2 separate regions of the Homo sapiens genome follow, and region 2 is linked to region 1. A link is a contact called in ENCODE Hi-C data. All regions are on one chromosome and are shown on one strand. The core of a region is the stretch at or near the end of the contact, and the rest is flanking DNA. Distances in the headings are between cores, read along the strand shown.

What was found. Hi-C counts contacts between places; a loop is a spot of excess contacts on that map. Pooled maps may share reads with other maps.
Region 2: a loop to region 1 is called in a map of MCF 10A, with 6 times the contacts of the local background. The contact joins the promoter of GRIA2 here to the enhancer-like site in region 1. A Hi-C loop is called at or near these places in 10 of 168 maps with a recorded cell type or tissue (GM12878, HCT116, HepG2 and 7 more), 8 of 37 single-sample maps with no recorded cell type and 14 of 50 pooled maps.

The regions. Positions count from the first base shown.
Region 1 is chr4:156,474,125-156,478,549 of GRCh38, reverse strand. No RefSeq gene overlaps it. Among named protein-coding and RNA genes, the nearest start is that of LINC02272, 170 kb to the left of the region's middle. Within about 2 kb of position 2,134, at least 3 of the 41 ENCODE cell types and tissues checked have a DNase peak (open chromatin) inside an H3K27ac peak, as active enhancers do; they include mammary epithelial cell, where a contact is called at or near this core.
Region 2 is chr4:157,218,361-157,222,785 of GRCh38, reverse strand. It overlaps GRIA2 (glutamate ionotropic receptor AMPA type subunit 2), which reads right to left and starts at 2,058. Exons shown (of 16, transcript NM_001083619.3): 1 at 1,656-2,058; 2 at 979-1,119. The coding sequence starts at 1,743.

The DNA.
Region 1 (4,425 bases), core at 885-3,384:
TTTTCATGGGTTGTTATTCAGTTTACCACATCGATTCTTGATTTTCCTGAAAAATCTAGATACATGAAGATGTAGGGCCTTTATCAAATAATATTATACTTTAAAACTCAAAAAAACAAAATAAATATGATTATAATTTAAAACTATTATTGCATATTTATTTTAAAAAATCTCTAAGTGGAAAAGTGATATATTTTTTACGTAATAGTCATGGGGTCCATAACTTTTCCACTCTTCTCTGATAAAATCCTGATTCTGCTGATGGGAGCTCCCCCTTAGTTTCAATGTTATCCTGGGCAACTCACTTAAAGGCAATTAATCCATTAGAAGGCTTGCAGCTTATAAATTAACTTAAAAATTATTTGTCCAAATTGGGATAGAATAGAATAATATTATTCTTATTTGTTGGAATTTGGGTGGACAAATATGGAGTGAATTAGGTAGCTTGAAACAGAGAGAAGGTTGTCACAAAAATTCAGAACAGCTAATTAAATTTCAATTTTAAATAAACAACATGCAAGTTCATAGTTATGTCCCAAATATTTCATGAGACATACTTACAGTTAAAAATATGTGTTGTTTTATCTGAAGTTCAAATTTAATTGGCTGTCTTGTAATTTTATCTTCTAAATACAAAAACCCTATAGAGATGACAATAGGACTAAGTGGCCATGAACCAGCTGAAGTTATAAGGAAATTTAAAATCGTGAGGAAGCAGAAGCTGTGACAGATAGTACAGTTTGAGGGTAAGCAGAGGTCCTTAGCTTGCTTTTATTAAACAAACAGGAAGATAATTTGCAACGAAACATAAAAACTATAGCTTTTATAAATCTTTCAGAAAAAGTCAAACACTGTGCTAGCATTGGGCAAATGAAAATAGTCAATTCATGTAAAAGATATAAAGATAGCTAACAAACTTGTGAAAATGTGTTCAACTGCTTCCTAATTGAGGAAATGACAAGAGAGTAAGTTTTTTTAAACCAAGTTTTATAAGTCAAGATAAAAAAGATTGACATTGCTCAGAGGTATCAAGAACATGGGACAATTGGGTCTCCATTTTTTGGTAAAAATCTAAATTGTTATAATAATTTTTAGAGGAGTATGTGGTGATATATAGCTAAACATATGAATGAGTAGTTGAAATATGTGACCATAAGTCAGGAAACCTCCTTTTACCTTTCTTGGGGTGATGTTGAACGACTTAGGCACCAGAGCAGCTTGGACTACAGGTGTGAGCCATCATGCCTCACAAAGTTTTAAAATTTTCTGGAAGAGACAAGTTCTCATTTTGTTGCCCCGGCTGGTCTCGAACTCCTGGCCCAAGCGATCTTCCCACCTTGGCCTCTCAAAGTGTTGGGATTACAGGTGTGACCCACTGCACCCAGTCAGGTGTAGTCCCTTAAATCAACTTTTTTTTGTACAATGGAGTCTCACCAGCCATTAATGAGACGAAATCAAAGATTCATCCCCACACAGAATCCCTAGATAGGTAAGGAATTCCTTTCTATATGTCTCAAGTCCATCTTATTTCGATTTTTAACTTTTGTTTCTTTAATACAAGCCGCCAACTTCTAGCTTGTAACTGGTTTTCCAAGAACCACCTTTGTCCACTAAAAATTCCTTTTGCATCCTAAACAGAATAATCTTTCTCAAAGTGCAAATCTGCACCTTAGAATATTCAACACTTTTCCCTCCCTCATCCTTCTCTTGCTTGGAAACATTCATCGGCTTCCTCTTGCTCTTAGGATAAAGACCAAAAAGCAAAGACCGAAATCCTTGACATGACTTATTGACTACCATTTCAGCCTTTTCCACCACATTGTCTTCACCATCTGTTTGATGAGACCTGAACCTCTTCAGTTACTGGAGCTCATGATACTGTCTTCCTGACAGGCTCCAGACTTGATCTCTCTCTGTTCTCTATTTGATTGGTTAGTATTACTCATTGACCATACCCTAGCTCTGCCCTGGCTAACTCAGGAAATTCTTCTCTAGTCATGGGTAAAATTCCCAATTAAATAAGCATTTGTAGCACTGTGGTGTGTTTCTCTTTCTTAGCACTAACCACATTGGAATGTTATGTCTTACTTGCGTGGTTGATTCATGTCTCTCTCACTCACTAGAGACTAAGCTGCATGAGTACGTGAATCATGTCTGGTTTTCTCTCTATTATGGGATCATATTTGAAAAAAGCTCTCTGAATGAAGGAGTAAAACATTGATCTGTTTTCTACACATGATGATGGGCTGGGAGCAATGTAAGTAGGCATGAGGGAATTTCCATCTAAGTTTATGATAGAGGTTTAAGTGTCCCCACATTACCAGTGATTAAAGAAGAGAGAAGCAAAGTGTCAGGTTAATATCACCTTTTTCTTAACCTTTATCTGGCCCCATTTTAATGAGGTCTTTCCAAGCCATTTTCATGACTTATGCACCATGGTTAAAGTTACCCTTTTTCAGATGAGTTGTACCCAATGTGGGAGAAGACAAAGTGGGATACTTGGTGCCAAGTTTAAACTGATTTGGGTGAGACTATAGTTCCATAGTCTATGTTAACTTTCGGCCTAGAACGCTTTGCAAATTCAGCATAAAATAGCTATACCAAGCATGTTTGGAGTTTTCTTGAGCCATGTACTGGTGCGATATAATCTATTAGTTTGATGAAATAAATGGAAATAACTTTTAAAGGGAAAATGCTTTTTATAAGTATGGCTATCTGTCAACTTCGTTGTTTTTCCTTATAACTCTCTCTGAATATAAGAGAGCAGTACCGATTGTATATTTTCTCTCACTATCTTCCCAAGACTAGCAATCTAATTCAATTCACTGAGGTTGAGTCCACTAGAAATTTTGTTTGTTGTCTTCATGCTTTTATTCTAAAGATAATTTAAAAATTACAAAACAGATCTGGAAAATGTCTAATGATGTAGTTTGCTGAGTATAAAGAAGTATTAAATTAGGCTAAAAGTCAGGAGCTTTCATTATGTATTCAACATACTGAATATGATATGGTGTTTGGTATCTGCTGCCAGAGTATTGCTTCTAGACAGGCTAATCTGTACTCCAAGAATGACACCCTGTGGCTGAATAGATCAATAGCAGAAAGCTCATTTATCATTCTCTTCTTTGTCTTTTAAAAAAATAGTCATTGCAAAATGGGATTTATATACAATTCACTTTAATAAAAAATTATTTTATGACAAAGCCCCTTAAATGTTTAAAATGGATTGAAAAGGGCTAGCATGAATAAAGAAAACATTTCAATATTTATTGCTCAATGTATGTGCTATATATGAGCTATGTCAACATATATCATTAACACATAGCAATAATTTGTTACACAAGTAGGTAGGGATTTTTCTCTTAAAAATAGTTCATAACATTTCATTGTGTTTAAAACTTGAGGAGTGTATTCATTTCTGTTGTTTTAACTGGAGCCTCAAGGCAACACTGAATAATCTCTAATAGCTATGTTAATATTTCTATGTTTTACAATTATAGAAATGCAAGGTAAATGAGGGTTAAAAGAATTTTCGTTTTCTTTCTTTTTCTTTTTGAGACAGAGTCTCGCTCTGTCGCCCAGGCTGGGGCGCAGTGGTGCAATCTCGGGTCACTGCAACCTCTGCCTCCAGGGTTCAAGGGATTCTCCTGCCTCAGCCTCCTGAGTAGCTGGGACTACAGGCGCGTGTCACCACACCTGTCTAATTTTTTGTATTTTTAGTACAGACGGAGTTTCACCGTGTTAGCCAGGATGGTCTCAATCTCCTGACCTCATGATCCGCCTGCCTCAGCCTCCCAAAGTACTGGAATTATAGGTGTGAGCCACCGCGCCCAGCTCAAATTGCTTTTGATTCTGAGTAATTTACTTATAGCTTGAATGTATACTTATAAGTTAATACTATAACAAAGCAGAGTAAGATTTTTTATTACAAATGGATATAATGTAGTTTAGCCATGTTATAAACGTGATGCAGAAAAACACAGTAATATAACAATAAAATATACAATTATATAAACACATTTTAATACATTAAACTAGAAAGAAGAAAATTTCTTATTTAAAAAATCATTCTTTATTATCCCTGCATTTAATGCCTCATGATATTCCTATCACTGCATTCCTTTTACTTTATTATTTTTCATTTTTCTTCCATTTTTATTTTAAGTTCCCAGGTACATGTGCAGGATGTGCAGGTTTGTTACATAGGTAAACAGATGCCATGGTGGTTTGCTACACAGGTCAACCCATCACCTAGGTATTAAGCCCAACATCCATTAGCTCTTCTCCCTGATGCTCTCCCTCCCTCTACCTCCCCATCTCAGGCCCCAGTGTGTGTTGTTCCCCACCATGTCTCCATGTGTTCTCATTGTTCAGCTGCCACTTATAAGTGAGAACATGAGGTCCTTGTTTTTCTGTTCCTGCATT
Region 2 (4,425 bases), core at 809-3,308, 740 kb before region 1:
CCATCACAGAGCTTCCCAGCGAGTCCCGGAGCACTGCGCGGAGTGAGAGGGTTAATATGGAGCATTGCAAAGACTAAAATGGCTGATCAGCGACTTCTCCAGATTTTCAAACTCGGCCAGATCCCACGGCTTCCCAGTCCTTTTCCCCGGCTGCCTCTGCTGGAGCCCAGCTACCTGAGAACAAAGCGCGCCGGGCTGGCAAGCTGACCGCGGCGCCCCTGGCGGCCTCGCCCCCTCCAACTTAAGCGGAAGCGCAACTGAGCAGGAGAAATTGACAGCGCTCCCCCTTTCCACCGCCTCCCCGCCCCACCCCCACGCCACCCGGCCGGCCTGAGCCTGCGTCAGCCCCGCTCCTCGCCCCTCGGGTGGGCGTTATGTAACAGCCCCGATCCCAACTCCGGAACCATTTCAACAACTTGTCCCAAAGAGGAGAACATGGAGCTCGCGAGGGCCGCAGGGTGAGCCCAGCCGGTGCTGCGGATCTAAACTGGGGGCAGCGGGCGAGAGCGGCAGCTGCTGGGGCAGGAGGCCACTGGGCTCCGGCAGTCCCTCGTGGGATTTGTCCAACAGCCCGACTGCGCGCCCTGGGGAACAACGTGTTCTCTGTGGGCAGGGTGCCAACAGGCGCTCGATGGGGAGCGAGGTGGGAGGGCTTCTCCTGAAGCACTCAAGATGAGCGAAAACCCCTTGAACCCAAGAAAGCCGCCCTCCCTGGCTCCAACCCTCACCCCGGCTCCCTAATGCGCACACTCTTGACGTCCTTTCCCTCTCTCTTCAGCCCTCTCCAGCCAGCGGGGGTCCCTGAGATTACAGCCACCTTCTCTCTACACGGTCACACGCACGCGTGTGTGCAGTCACTCACACCCACACACTGACACACAGAAACGCACACACACCACCCCAGAAACGCACACACACACTCACACTCGCTGGCCTTCCGCGTGCAGCACCCGAAAGGCATGAATATTCATTACTTACAAGCATTAGTGACTGCGAAGCTGTTTGCCACCTCCAAATTGTCGATGTGGGGTGTCAGTCTGAACTCCGAAGTGGAAAACTGAACCATCCCTACTCGAAATGCACTGTATTCTTGATCGGCGCCCCTAGGAAATAGCCCCCCTGCAAAGAACAAACAGCAAGCAAGAGAACAGTGTCAGTGCCCCGGGAGGGAAAGGAGGGGCGCGCGCTAGCGCCCAAAAATCCAAGAGTCTCTTATTCACGCGAATAGGCCGAATAAACACACCTACGGACTCGGACAGCGGGGGTGGAATATCCAAAAGCTAGCCAAGGGGTCAAGACCCAGATGAGAGTCTGAAGGCGAGGTAGGCGGCCAGAAACCTTCACCTTTCCATGTAATCACAAGCTTTGCATTCAGACCCCAAGAAAATCTGAGCAAACTGGAAAATGTCGCTAAGGCAGAATTAATAAAATTTGGGGATCCGAAATGAGAGGACCTTTTCTTCTATTGTATCAAAGGCATAGTCTTTTCCTTTTGCTTCATCCTAAGAAAAACATGTATATTCTAGGTAGTTTAAATCTGGAATGCAGTCAAGGTATGACATAAGTCTACATGACATGAATTAATTTGTACACTGTGAACAAAGATTACCACCAAATTATGCACAATTCAAAAGCATAGCACAAAGGGTACCTACCTATCTGTATGCTGTTAGAAGAGACACCAAAAATCAGTCCCCATAAAACAGGAGAAAGGAGGACAGAAATATGCATAATCTTTTGCATTTCCAAGAAAAGTAGAGCATCCACAATATACCCCTTTTTTTTTCCTTTTCCTCCTCTTCCTTCTTTGGCTGTTTTCCTCTGCAAATTAGATCCTCTGCATTTTGAGACAGCAATTTAGCACCAAGCTGCTAAAACCTGAAGTGGAGGCAGAAGAATCCCTATTTCCCAGGTCCTGCTGGTGGCTGCTGATGCCCTGCGCCCTGTCCCCGCTCCAGAAGTCCGGAGGACTGGCTGAATGCAGTTTTCAGCGGAGCTGCCGCTGTGGTCCCAGTGTCTCGGAATATTCAGCACCCTCCCATGCACTCACACACACTCACCCTCTCTCGCGCTCTCTTCTCCCTCTCTCCTCTCTCACTCACGCGCGCGCGCACACACACACACACACACACATACACACACGCACACACACAGGCAAGTCACAGAGAGGGGCAGGCAGTCCCGGGCGCGCGTGCGCGACTCGCGGCAGGAGGCGGGAGCGCGCGCCCCCTCCCCCGCACGGCGCCCGGCACCCCGCACCACCGTGGACGCGTCGCGTGCGCGGCGCTGAGAAAGCACAGCTCGGGGCCCGTAGCCGCTGTCCCTCCGCGAGACCTCGGGTCTCCGGGGCTGTCGCGCCCACCGCGCGCCTCGGCCTTTCAGCACCGAGGACAGCGCCTCGCTCCCCGCCCGGAGCTACCTTCGTGCGGCTGTTGCAGCTGCTGCGGAGATGCTCCAACCTGGACCAAATGCAGCAAAGCTGATCTCCGGCTGCTGTGTAGAAGCCGAATTGCTAATTGTTGGCGGCGAAGCGTCCTCTCACCAGGCCCTGCTGTCTTACGTTACAAATAATTTTGATTTTTATCTTCCATCTCCTGTGAAAACCCATTTAGCAATACAGAAGCCCTGTCATCCTCCTCACCTGACCCAGCCGAAAGCAAACAAGCAAGCAAAGCACCGTGGAGGAAATATTCCAAAATTGTGCACTTGGGCTTCATGGGATGTAGCCAGGATCCAGGGAGAACCCCAAGTTATATCTTTAAATGCTTAAGCCGCACAAGAGATCAAGATGGAATCTTTTAAATATTTTGCATGAAAATCCCATCTTTAGAGTATATTCCATTGGGCTGTGATGCTGACTCGCCTAGTTACAGAGCGCACGGGTCTTTCTCGCAGCTTTCACTGCAATCCCTCCCTTGTAGAGTCATGTAGACTTGGTTTCCTAGAAGCCCTTGCTTTATGCAGATTGAAAGCAAGAGACTCTGGTTTAAGGAAAGGCTATTAGAGGAAAGTGATTAGAAGATGAAGCTAGTGTAGGAATGCCACAGAGATGCAGATTCTTTCCCAGAGACTTACTTAGAAATCTGTTTCCCCATCGCGTTTTGGCCGGGGGTTTCGAAAAATCACTGCCTAAAGAAAGTAAGCCACCACGCTCTACTGAACACGCGGGCCACAGGGAAAGAAAGATGAGGTTAGATATTAAAAGTTTGAAGGGAGAGAATTGATGGCGAGATGGATGACTGGACTTCCCGTGTGAAATTTATGTTCTTCATGGTGCTTTTTCCAAGCTCATTCCTGGAAACCTGCTCTGACAATTCCCTCTGCGGACTCAGAAAAGCCCCACCAAGTTGCATGTCTTTACTGGTTTAAACAAATAAAGAAAGATTGAGAACAAGGAACTGTTTCCAGGAAGAGGGAGATTGGAGCTTACAGTACTAAAAAGAGAACTGCTAGTATTCCAAAATGCCATGAGTCTATCAGGCTGCCTTCTTGTGCTTGCAGCTTCATTGCTGACTGGATTATCTTATGCTTGCTTCTTAATCACATTGGCCTCAATTTCCCCATTTTAAAAATGATGATGAGCAAAGTGGCTTCTATGGCTCTTGGATCCTATATTGCTGTCATTTCAAATTATAACCTTTCCCTCTTTTTGATGTAGTCCTAAACCATGAAGTGAGAATAGCTGTAATCTATTATTAAGCTTATAAACTATAGACTAAAATATCTCTTAATTTTATGCCTTAGAATTTTATTAGTATGTTATAAGTACTCCACACTGTATATAAAGCAGGTCTTCTAAATAAAAATGTATTTAACCTTTAAAAAATTGAATAATAAAAATAATATATAAAATTAATTAAAATTACAATAAATCGATAAAAAATAAAAAATGAGATATAACTTACATATATTCAAAATTGCAACATAAAGAATAAATAAATCATACATATTTAATCATTATTTGTGATGTAAGGTATACAAAATGATTGGAAATTATTACCTATTTAAAATTTTTAATGTAAAAGCACTAAGAACAGAGCAAAATTTAAAATACCTCTGTAGTTATTTTTTTCTCGATTCACTTGTTTCCACAGGAAAACTTTAATTTCATAGAAAGTAACTTAGAATTAAAGAGAGCGAGGACAGAGAGAGAGGAAGCTTCAATATGAAAAAAATTTGATGTTTAAAATGTGAGTTCAGGTGAATTGAATTTTAAAAAATAAGAATGTTTTCAAACTATTTTCATCTTAACCTATTTCAAAGTCAAGGGCAGATATGAACTCAAAATTGACTGAGTTACATTCTATAAAAAACAAATGCTGTAAAAATAAGAATTTGCTGAATCATAGAGTATAGTAACTAATATGTAAGAGCTCAAGAAAAATATTACTGTCTAGTGGCCAATTACAATTTATATATAAGGTG